2 separate regions of the Homo sapiens genome follow, and region 1 is linked to region 2. A link is an interaction called in ENCODE POLR2A ChIA-PET data of the cell type or tissue named here. Cell type or tissue: endothelial cell of umbilical vein. All regions are shown on one strand. Links, peaks and the distances in the headings refer to the core of each region. The heading gives the core; the rest is flanking DNA.

Region 1 (10,731 bases), core at 1,046-9,045, 77 kb before region 2:
CTACAAAGGAAGCTTAACCAAAACGCTTAAGGTTAGTTTTTAAAAAACATTTGAATATATAAGAACTTTGTTCAGTTTTTTTAACCTCGCCCCCCATTCAGGTTTCTTAATCTGCTTTGACATCACTATTTTAATCTCCACAGTTTTATTTACTTAAGACATTAGCCAGTGTTTAATCATCTTTAGAGAGAGATATATAATTATGAAATTGTATCATATTATGTTGACATTACTTAAAATGTTTTAACTTGTATTTGTCCTAGGGGACTTTTGGCAGTGTCTAGAGACATTTCTGGTTGTATAACCTGGGCAAGGCAGGGGATGCTACTGGCATTTAGAGGGTAAAAAGTTTGAGATGCTGCTAAACATCCTGCGGTACAAAGGACAGCTCGAAACAAAGAATTGGCTTATTCAAAATGTTAGTAGTTCCCAAGTTAAGAAACCCTGCGGAACACTACAGTGAAGTCCACATGAACATGTGATAGTTTGTTTTTTACAATTCTGGAATTGGCTTTTTTCTGCACTTGGCACAGTATATGCTCATATAGGGCATATTTGATAAATGAATAAACTAACAAAGTGAGATAGATCCCAACCTGAATTTTGTAGTAAGCAAGTCCTTTTGCAAGTGAGTTGATTTCTGCAAATGGATCTTTAAGTTTTTTTTAATTCTTTTTTTAAATTTTTGAGACAGTCTTGCTCTGTCACCCAGGCTGGAGTGCAGTGGTATGATCTTGGCTCATTGCAGCCTCTGCCTGCTGGGTTCAAGCGATTCTTGTGCCTCAGCTTCCCAAGTAGCTGGGATTACAGGCACATGCCACCACACCAGCTAATTTTTGTATGTTTAGTAGAGACGGGGTTTTGCCATGTTGGCCAGAATGGTCTGGAACTCCTGACCTCAGGTGATCCGCCCTCCTCAGCCTCCTAAAGTGCTGGGATTACAGGCGTCAGCTACTGCACCCTGCCACACATTATTATTATTATTATTTTATTATACTTTAAGTTCTAGGGTACATGTGCACAACGTGCAGGTTTGTTACATATGTATACATGTGCCATGTTGGTGTGCTGCACCCATCAACTCATCATTTACATTAGGTATATCTCCTAATGCTATTCCTCCCTCCACATTATTTTTAAAATAGAAAAAATTTGGCCGAGCGTGGTGGCTCACGTTGGTAATCCCAGCACTTTGGGAGGCCAAGGTCAGTGGATCACCTGAGGTCAGGAGTTCGAGACCAGCCTGGCCAACATGGCGAAACCCCATCTCTACTAAAAATACAAAAATTAGCTGGGTGTGGTGGCAGGCACCTGTAATCCCAGTTACTTGGGAGGCCAAGGCAGGAGAATCACTTGAACCTGGGAGGCAGAGGTTGCAGTGAGCCAAGATTACACCATTGCACTCCAGCCTGGGCAACAAGAGCGAAACTCTGCCTCAAAAAAAAAAAAGTAATAAATAATAGAAAAAATTCAAGGCCAGGCATGGTGGCTCACGCCTGTAATCCCAACACTTTGAGAGCCGAGGTGGGCAGATCACTTGAGGTAAGGAGTTTGAGACCAGCCTGGACGACATGGTGAAACCCTGTCTCTACTAAAAATAATAATAATAATAATACAAAAATTAGCTGAGCTTGGTGGTGCAGGCCTGTAGTTCCAGCCACTGGGGAGGCTGTGGCATGAGAATCGCTTGAACGTGAACCTGGGAGGCGGAGGTTTTAGTGAGCCAAGATCGCTTCACTGCACTCCAGCCTGGGTGACACAGTGAGACTCTGTCTCATAAACAAATAAATACAGTAAGTAAGTAAGTAAAGTGTTGGTCAAACAAAAGGAGGCCAGTTTGGAAACTCTGGTTCCTTAACCTGCTGTTGAGACTCTGAGCACTAGAGAATAATCTGGTCTTACTTAGTTTTCTTTGTTTCTGGTAGACAGATTTGCAAATTGCTTTTCCAGTTTCATCAGAAGAAACAAGTGTGGACACATACGTCTCTGTCAATACACTGTTTAGATTATTGGAGAATAAATAGGCAACCTACTGCGAAGCCATGTGTCTAAATGTATATAATAGTTAAAGCAGAAGCCTGCATCTAGCTAGAATTCTGTATAGCAGTGTGCGGGTTTTTTGGCTTTTTGTTTTTTTGTGGGTTGTTTTGTTTTTGTTTTTTTTGAAGCGAACTTTTGCTATATTGCTAAGGCTAGTCTTGAACTCCTGGGCTCAAGCAATACTGCCTTGACCTCCTAAAGTGCTTGGATTACAGGCATGAGCTACTGCGCCTGGCCTGCAATATGTATTTTAAGCTACTTTTTTTATTATTCCCTAAATAAAAATAATTTCTCCTATGCCTGACGAAATCAGTCTTATTTACGTTCAAAAACTATACTGAGGAGAGGAGGACTGTATTTACTTTGGACTTTTGAGCAACTCATTTACACATATTACACTTACATTTCTGATGTGCCTATTTTTAACCAAACCTTGAATTTGATACATTAGCTGATTGGCCACATAAATGTTTTGGTCTTCATAAAGCAAGACATGTTTGTGCAAGTATTGGAATATTTTATTCCATTTTATCCTTACTTTCTTTAAGTTATTGAAAAATGTAAAAAGGAAAGTACTGATACCCACAATGAAAATGTGTAAGTATCAGACTCCTTAAAAAAAAACAAACAAACAACTTTTTATTATGAAAAATTGCAGCAGCCTGGGCACATGGCGAAACTCCATCTCTACAAAAAATGCACAGATTAGCTGGGCGTAGTGGCACGTGCCTGTAGTACTCAGAATGCTGAAGTGGGAGGATTGCGTGAGCCTAGGAGGTTGAGGCTGACAGAGTGAGACCCTGTCTAAAAAAAAAAAAGAAAGAAAATATCAGACCTACACACAAAAGTAAAGTGTAAGGTATAATGAATCCCTGTACCCATCACTAAACTTCAACAGTTATCAATATTTTGCCAATCTTTTATATTAAATCCTTTATATGTGTTATCAAGTTGAATACTCAAATCTTTGCGGGTAGACATTACTATACCCCTTTTATTTTTTATTGTGGAAAATTTCATACAGTAGAGAGACTAGCATAATGAATCTCTCCATGTGCATGTAACCAATCTTCAGTACTTAACACATGTCCCATTTTACATCATCTATGATAGCTCTCCATCCACTCCACCACCAAAACCTCCACTGAATATTTTGAAGCAAAACTTTAACGTGCTGTGATTTTAGCTGTAAATATTTAAGTGTATATCTCTTAAAAGTATTCTTTTAAAAGCAATTACCATTATTACATCTAAAAATAATAATAATTTCTTGATATCCAGTATTTAGTCAGTGTTCATATTTCCTTAATTGTATCGTAAGTTTTTTGTTGTAGCTACTTTCCTTGAGTCAGGATGTAAACAAGGTCCACATATTCCATTTGACCGTTAAATCTTTTTGTTTTATTTGTTTGAGATGGAGTCTTCTCTGTGGCCAGAGGGCACGGTGCGATCTTGGCTCACCGCAACCTCTGCCTCCCGTGTTCAAGCGATTCTTCTGCCTCAGCCCTTGAGTAGCTGGGATTACAGGTGTCCACCACCACATCCAGTTAATTTTTGTATTTTTAGTAGAGGCAGAGTTTCACCATGTTGGCTGGGCTGGTCTCGAACTCCTGACCTCAAGTGATCCACCTGCCTCGGCCTCCCAAAGTGCTGGAATTACAGGCGTGAGCCACCATATCCGGTCTGGCTGTTAAGTTTTTTTTTTTTTTTTTTTGAGATGGAGTGTCACTCTGTCGCCCAGGCTGGAGTACAATGGCAGGATCTTGGCTCACGGCAACCTCTGCCTCCGGGGTTCAAGTGATTCTCCTGCCTCAGCCTCCTGAGTAGCTGGGATTTCAGGCTCCTGCCACCACGACCGGCTAATTTTTGTATTTTTAGTAGAGATGGGGTTTCACCATGTTGGCCAAGCTGGTCTTGAACTCCTATCCTCAGGTGATCTGCCCACCTCGACCTCCCACAGTGTTGGGATTACAGATGGGAGCCACTGCACCCAGCCGACTGTTAAGTCTTTTAAGTCTCATTTTATCTCTCCCACCCTGCCCCCTTATCCCTAGCAATTTTTTTTTTTTTTTTTTTAGTTCTGGAGTACATGTGCAGAATGTGCAGGTTTGTTACATAGGTACATGTGTGCCATAGTGGTTTGCTGCACCTGTCAACCCATCCACCACCTAGGTATTAAACCCAGCACGCATTAGCTATTTTTCCTAATACTCTCCCTAAATTTTTCTATTGTTTTAAACAGGTTTTTGGGTGGTGGTGGGGATTTATCATACCATAAAATTCATCCAAATACAAATGTATAGTTTAATAATTTGTAGTAATTTTTTTTTTTTTTTTTTTTTGAGATGGAGTCTCGTTCCTGTCACTCAGGCTGGAATGCAGTGGCGCCATCTCGGCTCGCTGCAACCTCTGTCTCCCAGGTTCAAGTAGTTCCCCTTCCTCAGCCTCCCAGGTAGCTGGGATTACAGGTGCCTGCCACCACACCCAGCTAATTTTTGTATTTTTAGTAGAGACAGGGTTTTGCCATGTTGGCCAGGCTGGTCTTGAACTCCTGACCTCACGTGATCCACCCACCTTGGCCTCCCAAAGTGCTAGGATTACAGGTGTGAGCCACCACACCCGGCCTATAGTAAATTTTTTAAAGTGGTAACTTTCATTGTGTACAATTTCATTTTAGAACACTTCCATCACCCAAAAAGTTTCCTTCTGCCCATTTGCAGTCAATTCCTGCTCCCATCTTCAGCCCCAGAAGATGGGAGCCCTCCAGACAACCACTGATCTGCTTTCTGTCTCCGTAGATTTGCCTTGTCTGGAAATTTCACTACATAGTCTTTCAGTATCTATCTCCCTATAACGGTTTTTTTGTTTGTTTGTTTTTGAGACAGAGTCGCACTCACTCTATCCACTCCAGGTTAGAGTACAGTGGCACGATCTCGGCTCACTGCAACCTCCGCCTCCCATGTTCAAGCGATTCTCTTGCTTCAGCCTCCCCAGTAGCTGGGATTACAGGCGTGTGCCACCACACCCGGCTGATTTTTGCATTTTTGGTAGAGACAGGGTTTCACCATGTTGGCCAGGCTGATACTGAGCTGCCTGCCTCAGCCTCCCAAAGTGCTGAAATTATAGGTGTGAGCCACTGTGCCTGGCCTCGCTATAAGGTGTTTTTGAAGTTCATCCAAAAATGAATGAATGAGGATCTTTGGGGAACTCACCAATTTCCCATTTGTTAGTGCTGAGCAGTTCTGGACAACTGCCAGAAAACAAATGTTTTCTTGTGTAGTATATATCAATAATTCATTGCTTTTTATTGCTAAAAAATATTGTACTTTATAGCTATACCACATTATACTTATCCCATTCATCAGTTGATGGACATTGTGTTGTTTTTACTTTTTGGCTTTTTAAATAATGCTGCTATGAACATTTTGTGTACAGGTCTTTATGTGGACATGTTTTCATTTTCTAGGATTGATACCTAGGAGTGAAATATGCTGGCTGGTAAATTATTTTCAAAGAAATTTTAAGGAATTGTTCATTGTTTTCCAAAGTGGTCACACCATTTTACATTCCTACCAGCAGTGCATGAGGGTTCGCTTTGTCCACTTCCTCATGAACAGCTGGTAGTGTTGGCCTTTTTGATCTAGCAGATGGGTAGTGGTACTTCATTGTATTTAATTTGCATTCCTTTAATGCCTAATGATGTTGAGTATCTTTTCATGTACTTACTGGCTATTTGTATATCTTCTCTGATGAATTATGAGTTGTATGTCTTCTTTGGTTTTTTGTTTGTTTTTTTGAGACAGGGTTTCACTGTATTGCCCAAGCTGGAGTATAGTGAGGCACAGCGGCCTCAAGTGATCCTCCTGGCCTCAAGTGATCCTCCCACCCTAGCCTCCTGAGTAGCTAGTGCTACAAGCACTGGCTACTATGCCTGACTGTGTATCTTATTGAGTTGGGGCTTCCTCCCTCACTTTCCAGCTGTTCTGACAGCCAGACTTAGTACTGTCTCCATAACCCATGGAGAAGCATCTTTCTGCTTAAGTTTTAGTCCGTCTGTGCCACAGAGACTGACTAATCTCACACAGTCAGTCCCCTTCTCTCAAAGGTTGAATCCACTCCAATTTCTGCCTGGCTTTGGTTGCTCTCCAGTGCCTTCAAATAGGCAAGAGTTTTCTATGTATTGGCCAGAGTATATAGTTGTTATCTGTCTGAGGGAGGGTTAGTCCCAAAAAGCTGCTTTATTACTATGTTATTCCATTTAATAATAGCTTCTTTTTTGACTTAACACAGATGTATTTAACCTTGCCATTCAACTTCAGTTATCACATAAAATTTATAATTACTTTCTGATTTGTAAGCTGTTTATGGGCTTAGAGTAACTCCACATATTAATATACCAAATATTTAAGATGCTATGGAAAAACAACTAGCCAGTCACCATGGTGAAATTCGTGTCGTGTTGATAGCCAAATAATCCACAACACATTATAGTCACAAATAAGTAACTTGGTTTCCTTCTCAGCACCCATCTATTTAAAATACACTAAAAAACATCCACCAGAATGATGCAGTTAATGGCCAGTGTTTAGCACTTGACATACATTTATAAATGTTTAGTGGTTCTCAAACTCTTTGGTCTGAGGACTTCTTTATATCCATATCAATGATTGAAGACTCCAAAGAGCCCTTAATACCTATTGATATTTACAGTAGTAGAAATTAAAACTGAGAAATTTAAAACATTAACTTATTTTCAAATAACAGTGGTAAACTCATTACATGTTAACATAAGTAGCATATTTTTGTGAAAAATAAGTATATTTTCCAATACAAAAAAATGTTGTGAGAAGAGTGGCATTGTTTTACATTTTTACAAATCTTTTAAATATCTGTCTTCATTGAAGATAGCTGACTCTGCATCTTCTTCACACATTCCATTAGCTGTCAGAGCAATAACACCGTCACCCACCATGTAGCCTCTGGAAAAATCCACTTGTGACAGAATACAAGAGAAGAAGGCAAATAATGTCTTCGTGTTGTCATGAAAATAGCTTTAACCTTTTCAGCTCCCTGAAAAAAATCTCCCATCTCTCTGGGGTCCCTGAACCACACTGAGAACTGCAGGTTTAATATATCTCTGGAAGGATACTCAGGCAGCTAAGAACAGTGTTGGTCTTGGGGAAAGGGGAATTTGGTAGCTAAAAGACAGCAAAGGGTAGAATGGAGGCTTATTTTAAAATACCTTTTGAGTATTTTACTTGGTACATTAATACCATTTTTTTAAAAAGTGAATTGTTAAATAAAGCCCTTATTTTCTTTCTGGCAGAAAGGTGCTTAAAGTAATAGTTTTTTTTGTTTGTTTGTTTGTTTTGTTTTGTTTTGTTTTTTTAATTTCACTTTAAACACATAGATCTAGAGGGGAGAAGTACCTCAGAGGACACATCTCCAATCTAAATTAGGTTCCCACTAGTATGAACCTTCACAGCCCCTAATTCTTTTCTGTAGCACTTACCTCAATTTGTAATTGCATGGCTGTGTGTGTGTGTGTGTGTGTGTGTGTGTGTTTCACCTCTTTTCTCCCCCACTAGACTATTAACTTCCTGAGGGCGTGAATCAAATCTGTTTTGCTCGCTTGTCTCAGTTCAGTACTTGGTTCATAATAGTTTGTTAGTAAATATTTATTGAATGAATGAATGAGGATCTTTGGGAAACTCCTATCAATTTCCTATGTCAGTGCTGACCAGTTCTGGACAGTTGCCAGAAGACAGTTCTTGACCAAACACCTTTTTTTGCATAGATAAAATGCTTCTTGGCTGGACATGGTGGCTCACACCTGTAATCGCAGCACTTTGGGAAGCCAAGGTGGGTGGCTCATTTGAGGTCAGGTGTTTGAGATCAGCCTGACCAACATGGTGAAACCCTGACTCTACTAAAAATACAAAAATTAGCTGGGTGTGATGGCGGGCACCTATAATCCCAGCTACTCGGGAGGCTGAGGCAGGAGAATCCCTTGAACCCAGGAGGCAGAGGTTGCAGTGAGCTGAGATTGCGCCACTGCACTCCAGCCTGGGCGACAGAGCGAGACACCATCTCATGGAAAAAAAAAAAAAAGGTAAAGTGCTTCCTGCATTTGTTCTCATTCCTCATAGATTGTGCACTAGATGAGCAGTAAGTATTAACAATCCATTTAGGAGTGTCACAAGAGGGGATGGCAAAAATTTTTTTTTTTTTTTTTGGTGCTCAGACTTTCATACATTAAGTCTTTTTACTATTTCAAAGATTTCTTTGTCATTCTTTGGTTGTTACATTTTTCTATAGAAAAACAAAATAGCATTTTTTTTTAAAGACCATGTTGGATTTGTCAAACCTGACTCCAGTGCCAGAGTAAAGAGCGTTGTACTAACTTAACGCTTGTGTCTGAATGAAGTTGGCCAAATGCTTACATATGTTTCCTGGTGGTGATTCTTTCAGTATTCTCAGTTCACATGCCACTGGGTCATCAGAAGACAAGTATCTGGATTTCAGAGCCAACAGTTTGCTTTTATTTAAGCTGCAAGACCCTCCATTGCCATAAGATCTGCCACTGCCATAATAACAAAACCTCAGCTGGAACTTCTGCTGCAGCCATTGAGGTCTGTACATAGGCCTCCTGCTCTCGCTTCTGGTTCCATGTAATATCATTGTTTATAAAAAGAATTAGTGTCTGTTCTGTATAAAACAACACTGTGGGGCAGAAGCTTTGCAGTCATTAGTAAGAGGGGCCACCGTGAACTACAGTTGCATTGAAAAGCAATTCTTTTCCCTCTTAGGAAATAGAACTTTAACTTAGGCTTGCTTTTATAACACCTGAAGGAATGGAAGAGGAAAGAGTAGTGTTCTCGAGGGTACCTTAACTTACAGCTTGTGTTGTAGGTCGAGATTGGCTGCATTATTATGTTACATGGTTTCTTGAGCCATGGTGAGCATATTTTCCAAACCAAAAATCAGCATAGCTATTCGGACAGTATTTTTTAAGTCAAATGTAATTACACATTTAGAAGTAAAATTAAAAGTTGAGACTGTCCAGGAAAACCCAGAACATAGGGATGCCTTGCCTGGAAGACGGGAGGTTGACTCCTCAAAGGAGAAGTATGCTGAACTTTAAACTTGACCCCCCTTGCCTTTCAGCACAGTGTTGATATCAGCCCTCCTAGAGGTGCAGCTGGGCCCCGCCTTTCTACCCAAAGTAGGATGCTACACCATAGGCCATAGGCAAGACCACTGATCTGTATGGAGACTTGATTTTTAGTATGAAGGATATTTTTTGCCTGGCCTTGAAGCCTGTAGGGCAGACATGGAAAAGGAAATGACAGTACTGACCCAGGACTGTCCCGTCTGACTTATTACCCAATTTGTGTAGATCATGCAGTCTAGGAACTAGCAAGCATTCGATTGCGGCAAAAGCATCTCCGAATGAATAACTTCATTGAATTCTTGGGTTTTTCTGAGTTCCTTCATTTTGTACAAATGACTTCCTGTAGGTATGGGAATTATTGGTCAAGACAGGCTCTTTTGCTTGTTTTCCTGAGGCCACGCTTTCAGCTCATGCCGTAGCAGAATAGGAGAAGGAAGAGAGCGAAAAATAATAGTAAAATTCTGAAAACAAATACAAGGAAACCTGGGACCCAAAGAGGAAACAGACGTTGAGAAATTCAAAAAGAAACCAGACAAGGAGAGAACATGTTCATGTGTTCAGAGTTGTTTTCTACAGTGTATTTATGGAGGGTGCAAGTGCCTTTTGACAGTTCTATTGTGTATTGTAAAAAAACTTTTTTTAATTCTTTGAGTTTTTTACATGTTTATCCCTTCCTAAGTTGATTTGTGTGTCTTTTTGGTTTTGTTTTTCTTTTTGAGACATAGTCTTGCTCTGTTGCCCAGGCTGGAGTGCAGTGGCATGATCTCAGCTCACAGCAACCTCCGCCTCCCAGGTTCAAGCGATTCTCATGCCTCAGCCTCCTGAGTAGCTGGGATTACAGGCGTGCGGCACCACACTTGGCTAATTATTGTATTTTTAGTGTACGTGGGGATTCACTATGTTGTCTAGGATGGTCTTGAACTCCTGACTTCAAGTGATCCACCTGCCTCGGCCTCCCAGAGTGCTGGGATTACAGGTGTGAGCCACCGCGCCCGGCTTTAAATTTAAACAATATCTGACTTGCCTGGGTGTGGTTACTCATGCCTGTAATCACAGCACTTTGGGAGACTGTGGCGGGTGGATCACTTGAGGCCAGAAGATCGAGAGCAGCCTGGCCAACATGGCAAAACCCCATCGCTACTAAAAAATACAAAAATTAGCCGAGTGTGGTGGTGCGTGCCTGTATTCCCAGCTACTACAGAGGCTGAGGCAGGAGAATCACTTGAACCCAGGAGGTGGAGGTTGTAGTAAGCCAAGATCACGCCACTACACTCCAGCCTGGGCCATAGAGTAAGACCCTGCCTCAGAAAAAAAGAAAAGAAAATTGGTGAATGGGTGGAATGTTTGAAAGAATAGCCAAAAATGTATCTTAACATTGGATGATGTTTCTAGAGATGGTGTGGAAGATCAACTGCTGTTTCTTACTATTTCTTTTTAAAAAAGAATTCTTATGTGAATCTTTTTAACATCTTACCTGTAATATTTTTATGGTTTGTTTAATGGTCAGTTGTTAAATT
Region 2 (10,731 bases), core at 1,931-9,930:
ATCTCCTCCGCCCAGGCAAATCGCAGCACGCTTTATGGTGAGGAGGTGCATTAAGATGCAGCTGTGTCTCATTAAGCAGCCAGCCTCACTCCTAGCAAGCGCGCCTGTGCTTCAGCCCTTGCTGCTTTCCCGTCCTGCCTGGAGGACAGAGGGAAAGTTTGCTGAACCCAACCAGATTAGGGAGCAGAGTGTCCACCTTTCAAGGGGATCCTTGAAAGGAGAGATCAGAGGCCCTTAAACTCATTCTCTTAGAGGCATTTAGGGAAAGAGTTCTCCTGTCATCTTAGCAGAAGCAACCTAGACGCAAACAGGGTGGAGGATACTGCGGAGAGGAGAAAAGGATGAGGGGAAGAAAAGAGCTCAAAGCAGTTAAATCACTTCTAAAGTGTGCACTTTATGAACCTCAGCTCACTTCACCTTCACTGCAGTCCTGTGAGGTCATTTTTACTGTCTTCTTTCCTTCATTACCACATGCCCCCTTTTCATGTTTTGATGTATGTATGCAGGAGGCCTAGCTTTCTCTTACCCACCAATTCAACACACCACTAAAGCCAAGAAAAACAGCATCACCATGCTGCTGTAGAGAAAAGTGAGGCTCAAAGATGTTCATTCCTTTGCCCAGCTAATCAGTGAGCTAGAGCTAGGACTTGAACCCATGCTTGTGTAAACCGGTATTCTTTCTTCTGCCCTTAAAGTCTTGTTAGAAAATTGCAACATCTTCCTGCCACCCAGCCTCTAATATACTTTCTCATTGATAAGCTGTTGCCTTCCTTTTATTTTCACCATCCTTGTTTAGACCAAATGTGAGTGGTTTGGATTGTACTGGAAGAGTCATGGGTGGTCACTCTCGGCACCATTTACTGTAACTTAGTTTATCCCTGGGGGATGGGACTGTGCAGGGGAGGAGTTTTTCCTACTGGATTCTACTGACAAACACTGTTTTCATCTTCTAGGTACATTGAACGGAAAGCCTTCCTTGACCGAGTGGATCACAGGCAGTTTGAAATTGAGCGAGATCTCAGGCTGAGCAAAATGAAACCTTGATGTTACGGGCTAAATCAAGAGCAGCTTAATCCTGTTTACAATGTGAGCTTTTTGTGCGTCTGTGAAATGTTTTACAGTGTTTCTCATCATCTGTTTCCCAGCAAGGTCTTTTTTTTTTCTACATTGAAGTTCTGTCTATGTATCTTAATCACAAATGGTTTCATTCACTTTACTTTTAAAAATTTGTCCTTAAATGAATAAATAAAATAAAAGTTGGTCCTGTGAGAGGATAATGAAGATGACGACCTCGCTCACCTTCCCTTTATTCTGCCGCAAAGTCCCACCCAGTTCAAGACAGCACATTCCAGGTCTGTCCAGGCTGGCAGAGGTCTTGCCAGGCATGGTGAAGATAGCTGACCAACCTGGGTGTGAATTTTCCGGGGCCAAGAGGCTCTTTCTGCAGCCAGCCTTGCCCCGAAGACCTAGAGGAGGCGGCTCACTAGAGTGACTGGAATGCCAGGCCCCTTCGCAGCTTGTTCTCATTTCCACTCGGGCTTCTCTTCTGATCTCTCTTTCTCCTGAATGGATTCCTACTGATGGCATGTAAGGCTGAAAATAAGGATATATTATTGCTGAATTAGCTGTTTTTTCCCTTCAGCCTTTTTCCTCTTCCCAAAGAAAAGTTAAATTCAGATATGCTCCCACTTCAATAATTCATTAATTTTTAGTTTGTCAAAGAATATTCTGAAGGATTTTCTTTTTTATACTCATAAGAAAATGTAAATTTCAAACTTCCTGCTTAGAGTCAGACATTCTTTGCAGAACAGCAGGGAGGAGAGTAAGAGAGTAACATCTTCAGTGAAGAGGGAAAGAGGGATAGAGACCATTCATATTAATAAGCGGGAAACCCCACAACCTGCTTCTGGTGTGTGTGCCTGCATGTGCATGTGTGTTACCCGAGTACCATGACAGGTTTGGGTGATGACAGGTTACCTAAGACTGCATTCCATTTCTTGCTGTACCAGCTTTGTGGCCCTGACCACAGGTCATTTTTCTGTGCCTCCATTTTCTGGTCTGCAAATGGCATGAATAACACTAGTACCTCCAAGGGGTGGAGTAAGCTAATGACACACCCGTCGGGTGTGAGTACTAGTTTATGGCAGGTCTCCCAATCTAGGCCTCTAATGTGGTGGGAATTCATAGCAACAAAGACCCAACTGTCAACACTAGATGGTTATGGGCTATGGATCTTATTACTCAGAAAGGTAGTTTACAAGCTAAATTTGAACACAATGTCTATTCACATCCCCTCTGATAAATAATTCTAAGTGATTGTAGAGCATTTCAGGCCAGCGTCACAACAGGCGGCCTGCGAGGTCTTAGTTATGGTCCCAAATGGGACATAATAACTGAGGAAGGTGGGCCAGGTGGCTCATGCCTGTAATCCCAGCACTTTGGGAGGCCGAGGCAGGTGGATTGCTTGAGCTCAGGAGTTCACGATCAGCCTGGGCAACATGATGAAACCCTGTCTTCACCAAAAATACAAAAAGAAATTAGCCAGGCATGGTGGTGCATGCCTGTAGTCCCAGCTACTCAGGAGACTAAGGTGGGAGGATCACTTAAGCCCTGGAAGTTGAGGCTGCACTTAGCCAAGATCGTGCCATTTCACTCCGGCCTGGGCAAAAGGAGTGAGACCCTGTCTGAAAAACAAAAAAAGAATAACCTAAGAGCTGCCAATATTTTGATTAGAGGACATCCAGACCTTCAGGAGGTAGCAGCCAAGATTTGATGTGAATGTCCTCCCACATGGTACTCTCTGGCTCATCATCCGTCATTCACCACCATTTGGCAACTGTTTCCCTAACTCTTCTCTGGAGTTCTGAGTCCCTCTTCCATTGCGCTTCACAAAGTTCTTCATCTCAGCAGCCAGTGTCTCAGCAACACGTGAGCTGGCTCTCTCCCTATTTGAAAAATGATCTGAAATCCAATAGAATGAATGGTGCTGAGTTCATAGTAAGTTAGGGTTTTTCTTTTTAGCAAATGTTAACACCTGTGAAGCCTAAGGGATTAAGACAAAAGCTGCAAAGCCTGCTGGGTTCTTCTCACAGGTGGGTTTGCTATTCCTGTTTTGCTCCAAGCCATGAAAGGAGAAGTCAGATGTGTCAGTGAAAGTCGTAACTGTGTGCTTGGGCCCTGCCTTTCTTGTTCAGGATCCAGCCCCCCGCCACAGGTTTTCTCCATCTGTACCTGTGTTAAGTTAATGTCATGATTCTGGAGAAAGGTCGGTTCCTTTCTGCTGTCTGTTGATTGGTGCCCCTTTTCCCAGCAGGGTTGCTGCCCACATCTGACCTCCACACAATCACCCATTACCTCTCCATGAGTCTTTTAGAAAGCCCCTCTAGTCTAGTCTTTTTTGACAGATTCTGGCTGCCTGTCAGGGAATACATGGCTATTTGCATCGATCCTATTACAGGTGCCCTGTTTCCCAATTTGTAGATCCGTGCTTCGGAGTCTCACACTTTCCCACTTTAAACTGTGCTGGTTGCCTTGACTTTAGCTGTCACTCTCTTGGTCTACATGGAACCTCTTTAAAAGCCTCCTGTACTGACCTCACTTCATCTCACTGATAAACCACTTACTCTGACTGATACATGTGCATCTGTATGTATGTATTATGTATACCTGTGTCATCTTACAATGAGGGTTCATATCAGACTTTCATTTATGTCTCACTGGCCATAGCTGGGTCATTGAACTGCCTCTAGCTGTAGGGAAGGCTGGAAAAGTGAGTGTCATGGAAAACAGGCAAGGCAGGGTGGGGAGGTGAGCCCTGGGGGACTGCCCACACTCTCCTAGAACAGCCTGAGCACATCAAAGTCCTTCCTTAGAGCCTCTGACAATTTTTTTTTTTTTTTGAGATGGAGTCTCACTTTGTTGCCCTGGCTGGAGTGCAGTGGTGCAACCTTGGCTCACTGCAGCCTCCACCTCTTGGATTCAAGTGATTTTCCTGCCTCAGCCTCCCAAGTTGCTGGGATTACAGGCGTGTAATCCTGGCTGGATTACACAACCACGTCTGGCTAATTTTTGTATTTTTAGTAGAGATGGGGTTTCACCATGTTGGTCAGGCTAGTCTCAAACTCCTGACCTCAGGTGAACCACCCACCTTGGCCTTCCAAAGTGTTGGGATTACAATGGCCATGAGTGTGGTAGAGGGGACCCTGGTACAGGAAGGAGGTCCTCTCTACCTCCTAAGATCCTGTGCCTGTTTTTCTTTTCTTTCTTTCTTCTTTTTTTTTTTTTTTTGAGACAGGGTCTTGCTCTGTTGCCCAATTAGTGCAGTGGCATGATCATGGTTCACTGTAGCCTCAACCTCTTGGGCTCAAGAGATCCTTTCATCTCAGCCTCCCAAGCAGCTAGGACCACAGGTATACACCACTGCACCCAGCTAACTTTGTAATTTTTTGTAGAGATGGGCATTCACTGTGTTGCCCAGGCTGGTCTTAACTATGCCTGTTTTAACAACTTGGAAACCAAGCTTTGCAGATTCTGACACCTCATCTTCCCAGACTCTGAAGGGCCTCCTCTGGCCCTTTGTTTTTACTCCTTACTGTTGTGGATCAAGTTCAAGGGACAGGAGAACTGGCCAGCAAGAGAGGGTCCTTAGGCATTAGCAGTGGGTATCTACAAATGGGTGGCTGTTTCTTGTAGGTGTAAGCCAGGCCCCAGGAGGCAGGAGTCTTCTCAAGCCCTGCCTGACCATCCCCATGGGCTGGGTGCTGTGGCTGCAGAATGGAGCAGGCCTTTGGCACCAGCCAGTGACCCAGGCAGAGGACCAAGCAGGTGGGTGTCCATGGGGGTGCCTAAGACGGGGATGGACCACTCTTGGGTATTCCTCTCGGTCATCTGTGCTGCCTGAGCCCATCTGTGCCCTCAGTGGGACCTACCTTCTCAGCCAGCATTGCTACCTGTCCCATCCTCTTCCTACCTCATGCTCAGAGGACTGAGCCTCCTCAGCAAATGCCTAGCCTTTCTCAGTGGACCCACCGAGACCAGGCTGGTGGGTGGGACTAATTAAAGTGTGTTTGCCCTCAATCAAGAATCACCTTTTCGGCCAGGCACAGTGGCTCACGCCTGTAATCCCAGTACTTTGAGAGGCTGAGGCAGGCAGATCGCTTGAGGCCAGGAGTTTGAGACCAGCCTGGGCAACATACAGCGAGACCCTATCTCTGCAAAAAATTTAAAAATTAGCTGGACATAGTGGTGCATGGCTGTGATCCCAGCTACTTGGGAGACTGAGGTGGGAGGATCACTTGAGCCCAGGGAGTCAAGGTTGCAGTAAGCTGTGATTGCACCCTTGCTCTCCAGCCTGGGCGACAGAGCAAGACCCTGTCTCAAAAACAAACAAACAAAAAAATCACCTTTTTTAAAATTACAAGTCTGATTTGAACCATGACAGACACTATCCTGCCCACAATTTTTAAGAACAAGTGACTAATATTTTATCTAGCTCTCACATCCACATTTAGTGAAAACTCATCTAACTCCCAAAGGAAGTGATGTCCCTTTATCCAGGAGTTGGAAATTGTCAAGGAAACTGTTTGCAGGAAGTGGGAAGTGGAAAGAGTGAGTCAGTGCTAAGAGGTGTTTGGCAGCCTTCTGCAGGGCATAGTGCTTGTCCCCTGCTGTGGTGTGAATGGCTGACAAGGACAGTCCAAGGACACCTTCTTAGCTGGTCCTGTGGAGTCCAGAGACTCCCCTGGAGTTGACTTTCCTGGCCTTGCTCTTGTCCTCTCCAAGTCCCAAATGGGTGTGTCAGATTTCCAGGGCATCTGGTACCTTCTCATTACTGAAAAAAACTGCCCTAAAACAGGATAATGTCAAAAGTAAAATAAGCCTCTTGATGTGCTCTGCTCACCTATTTCCTGAGGAATGCAGTGCTCTAATTAGGAAGTCTGCATAAGGTCTCTAGGGGCAAAACGGGACACATTAAGAAGGAAATCCTGAGTGAGCTGTACACTGTCAGCATCCATATGGAGGTACTGGACTAAGGCCTGACAGACACTTAGCTGGCACCTGACTTCAGAACTGGGCAGTGCAGGTTAGCTGAGTGGCTGGCACCGCGAAGGCCAGGAGACGTCCTGGGCAGGAGTGGAGTGATGGTGCTTCTGGCACCCTGGCAGGGACCAGGAAGGCCGGTGACAGGCTCTCCAGGTGCCATGCTGCCTCGTGGCAGCAGAACAGAGGCGATGTGGTTGGTGTGGTGAGATGGGAGTATGTGGTGTGGCGTAGTTAACATGGTGTGGTGTGATGTGGTCTGCGGTCTGACACGGGGTGGTAGAAAGGGCTAGAACAGGCTCTCAAGATCAGTCTTCTGCTTTTTGGTATCAGTCCTTAGCCAGATCTGGAATTGCTCAGGCATGTTGGGTGAGACTTAGGACTTTTTTAATTACCAAAAAGTACAGGTGAACAAACAGGAATTGGGCTGAGAATGGTGGGTTCCTGGGAAGGATCAGAAGCTTTTAGCTTCATCAGCGAACGATCGGTTGGTCCTGCATGCCAGATGCTTCCTGACATGCTATCTTGTTAGATCCTCTGCCCTTTCAGAGGAGGAAACTTGCCTGAGGTCATCTGGTAACACAGCCAGGGCCGCACCCACATGGCATGGCTGGAGGGCAGGATGTAGGAGGCAGCAAGATTGAACAGCCTCTCATCACCCCCTGGATCCCAGCGCCATGTTGGGAAGGAAAGACCCGAGGGCAAGGAGACAGAAAAACCAAAGGTTGAGAAGGTTCTTGCAGATGAAGAGCTGCCTTCTGGTACCGAATTTTTGTGTCAAGAGTTCACTGAGATGTGGGCACCCTGGCCTCAGCTCTGGTACCGCCCAGTCTAGGGCAGCTTCTGACCCACTCTTTGCAGGGGAGAGGGGGTACTGCTGAGAAGTCCTTACCTAGGACTTAAGCCCTGCTTCAGACAGGCCTGGTGGCCGGGTGTCACCCATGTCTAAGCTCTGCTCCATGGTCACGTTTCTGTGCTGAGCATTTCTGAGTGGAGGGTGTTGCCCTCTTTGAGACACTGCCTGGGGTTAGGGAGTGAAGGGAGGAGGTGCCCAGATGACTGCAGCCACTTGGTGTGTGGGAGGTTCAGCAACTCAGGGACATTGAGTGCCACTCCCCTGCCCCGCCTTCTCTGGGCTGGAGATTCCCATCTTGGCCTCTTCTGCTTCTTCTTTTTTTGAGACAGGGTCTCGCTCTGTCGCCCAGGCTGGAATACAGTGGGGTGATCTCAGCTCACTGCAGCCTCAGCCTCCCTGGGCTTAAGCAGTCCCCCCACCTCAGCCTCTTGAGTGCTGGGACTACAGGCATGCACCACCACGCCTGGCTAAGTTTTATATTTTTGGTAGAGACGGGGCTTCACCATGTTGCTCAGGCTGGTCTCCAACTCCTGAGCTCAAGCAGTCGTTGTGAGCCAGCCTGCTAAGTCTTTTTTACTATTGCTTTTATTTATGCCCTCCTAGAGCAACTTAAGTCCAAAAATACTACCAGATGCAATCTTTGTGCACAGGCAAGTTGACTCCAGCAAGGAAACTGGGATGGAGAAGTCCAGCAGGGTCGCACGACAGAGCCCCTCCTTGGGGCCTCTCTCCCTCCTATGCAGCCAGCTTTTGTTGTTTGTGGTCTCAGAAAGCTGGTGAGTAGGCTGAGTCTGTGTTCATATAAGGTGCAAGGTGGCTGTGCTAGGGAGGAGGAGGGAGAGAAACTAACATAAGGAGAGCGCTGTCGGGTCAGACACATGGCTTGACATCCTCCTTCTAACCCCTCCTATCTCTGGGATCCGGCTAAATCCCTCAACCCCTGCGTCTCGGATTCCTCACCTTTGAAAGGTTGCTCAGGATGGTGAATAATCCTGCTCTGCCTACCTCACAACACTTTATTAAGTGAAATACACCATCCGTGTTGCTACAATTAAATTGTGCCCCTGGCTTCCCCTTCCCCAAGAGAGCCAAACTTACGGGAGTATAAATTAGTGCCACTTTACAGAGCACTTTGGCAATGTCTAATAAATCTGGAGCTATACCTGGCCCCGGATGCAGCAGCTGTACTCCCGAGATACATCTTGGAGAAGCACCAGCACGTGCACAAAGAGACAGGAGTACAGGTTAAGTACCCCTCATCTGGTGCTCACTTTGGCAGCACATATACTAAAAAAAAAAAAAAAAAAAAAAATAGAATGATGCAGAGAAGATTAGCATGGCCTCTGCACAAGGATGTGATGTGGTTTGGCTGCATCCCCAATCAAATCTCATCTTGAATTGTACTCCCTTAATTCCCACGTGTATGGGAGGGACCTGGTGGGAGATATTTGAATCATGGTGGCGGTTTCCCCCATACTGTTCTCATGGTAGTGAATAAGTCTCACGAGATCTGGTGGATTTATCAGGGGTTTCCGCTTTTGCATCTTCCTCATTTTCTCTTGGCTCCACCATGTAAGAAGTGCCTTTTGCCTACTGCCATGATTCTCAGGGCTCCCCAGCCATGTGGAACTGTTAAGTCCAGTTAAACCCTTTTTTCTTCCCAGTCTCGGGTGTGTCTTTATCAGCAGCGTGAAAATGGACTAATAAAGGATGACATGCAAATTCGTGAAGCATTCTATTTAAAAAAAGAAAAGAAAAAGTATCCCTTATCTGAAATGCTTTGGACAAGAAGTGTTTCAGATTTCAGATTTCTTTGGATTTTGGAATATTTGCATTAGACTGATCCAGCATCCCAAATCCAAAAATCTGAAATCCAACATGCTCCAATTAGCATTTCCTTTTAGCATCAGGTCGGCACTCAAAAAGTTTCATATTTTGGAGCATTTTGGATTTGAAAGCTTAACCCGTATTGGTAATTATTAAAAACTTGGAAACCACTGTAGAGGAGGAAAAATTTATCTTCTACTCTCTTTATTTTTTTATTTTTTTACATGTACATGGGAGTCCTCACAAGAAACATGAAGACCCAAAGAAACAAGAGTTGAAAGCTTATATACTGAGTTGGGCAAAGAGTAGTAAGTGTGACAAGGTGAAAGGGCCTGAGCTAGGGGAGTTACATTGGTTGGAAAAGTGGAAAGATGCGGGTTTGTTAACAAGGTTCACACAGATTTCTCTCAGAATTAACTTCCCCTCCTTGGTGATAAGAGTGTCTCTTTCCTTCTAGTATAAGAAGGGTATATTGGGCCAGGAGCTGTGGCTCACACCTTTAATCCCAGCACTTTGGGAGGCCAAGGCAGGCGGATCACAAGGTCAGGAGATCGAGACCATCCTGGCTAACAGGGTGAAACCCTGTCTCTACTAAAAATACAAAAAAATTAGCCGGGCATGGTAGCAGTCGCCTGTAGTCCCAGCCACTCGGGGGACTGAGGCAGGAGAATGGTGTGAACCCGGGAGGCGGAGCTTGCAGTGAGCTGAGATTGCGCCACTGCACTCCAGCCTGGGCAACAGAGCGAGACTCCATCTCAAAAAAAAAAAAAAAGGATACATTGGCTAGGCATGGTGGCACATGCCTATAATCCCAGCACTTTGGGAGGCTGAGGCAGGCAGATCACCTGAGGTCAGGCGTTTGAGACCAGCCTGGCTAACATCATGAAGCCCCCATATTTACCAAATATACAAAAATTAGCTGGGCGTGGTGGCACACGCCTGTAATCCCAGCTACTTGGGAGGCTGAGGCAGGAGAATCACTTGAACCCAGGAGGCAGAGGTTGCAGTGAGTTGAGATTGTGCCACTGCACTCCAGCCTGGGTGATAGAGCAAGACTCCATATCAAAAAAAATCAAGGATACATTTCACATGACAATTTCATCTGTTTTTAAAGAAAAAGGACAGAGTGTCCTTCTTACACCTGTTTTTCAGGTGCCTTTTTTTAGAGACAGGTTCTTACTCTGTCTCCTAGGCTTGAGTGCAGTGGTGCAATCATAGGTCACTGCAGCCTCAACTTCCTATGCTCAACTGATCTTCACATTCAGCCTCCTGAGCACATATCACCAAGCCCAGATAATTTTTTTGTTCTTTTTAATGACAGGGTCTCACCATGTTGGCCAGGCTCGTCTCAAACTCAAGCAATTCTCCCACCTCGGCCCCCCAAAGTGCTGGGACTACAGGCATGAGCCACCTCACCAGGCCACAGGTGCCTTTAACTCAAAATAGTCAATAGGCCAGAGTGGCATATTTTGAGTGGCATGTTCTGAACACCTTCACAGCCCAGTGATCGCCAGGAGAATGCGTCAATTGTAAAGTAGTCACACAATGGTATACGATTTGGCAGTGAAATGCACAAGCTGGCAGCTATGCGCATCAACATAGATGAACCTTGTAAGCAGCATTGATGCAAAAATCAAATTGCAAAAGACCTGCCATACAATCCCAGGTGTACAGATTTTAAAACATGTAAATATAGAGGTATTGGTTGCCCACCCTTGTGATGTATAATTCAGTACACTTTAAAATGGTTTTATGTTCTGTGGTTCAGAACGTGCATATATATATATATATATATATATATATATATATATATATATATATATATATAGTGATAAACCTTAAGCTCAGCATAGAGGAAGCCTCTTGTGGGGTAAGGAAGGCCATATGATAAGAGATCAAAAAAGAGCTTTGGGCCAGGCGCATGGCTCACGCTTGTAATCCCAGCACTTTTGGGAGGCCGAGGCAAGAGGATCCCTTGAGCTCAGGAGTTCAGAACCAGCCTGGGCAAC

What was found. ChIA-PET counts read pairs that join two places held together with the same protein. Peaks named below come from ENCODE experiments on the same cell type or tissue, not always from the same donor. Only the 100,000 strongest peaks of a DNase experiment are listed, where the experiment ranks them.
Region 1: POLR2A ChIA-PET joins it to region 2 with 5 read pairs; 4 of 35 experiments call an interaction of 5 or more read pairs at or near these places.

Annotation. Positions count from the first base shown.
Region 1 is chr16:75,360,816-75,371,546 of GRCh38, reverse strand. The region is part of intron 5 of CFDP1 (craniofacial development protein 1); the gene reads left to right. Among named protein-coding and RNA genes, the nearest start is that of CFDP1, 67 kb to the left of the region's middle. In endothelial cell of umbilical vein, for the core only: no CTCF peak of the experiment used is centred there; no DNase peak of the experiment used is centred there.
Region 2 is chr16:75,284,265-75,294,995 of GRCh38, reverse strand. CFDP1 (craniofacial development protein 1) reads left to right here. Exons shown (of 7, transcript NM_006324.3): 7 at 954-1,286. The coding sequence ends at 1,044. It also overlaps the pseudogene RNU6-758P. Among named protein-coding and RNA genes, the nearest start is that of BCAR1, 38 kb to the right of the region's middle. In endothelial cell of umbilical vein, for the core only: no CTCF peak of the experiment used is centred there; a DNase peak (open chromatin) is centred at 5,585; H3K27ac peaks cover 2,448 bases.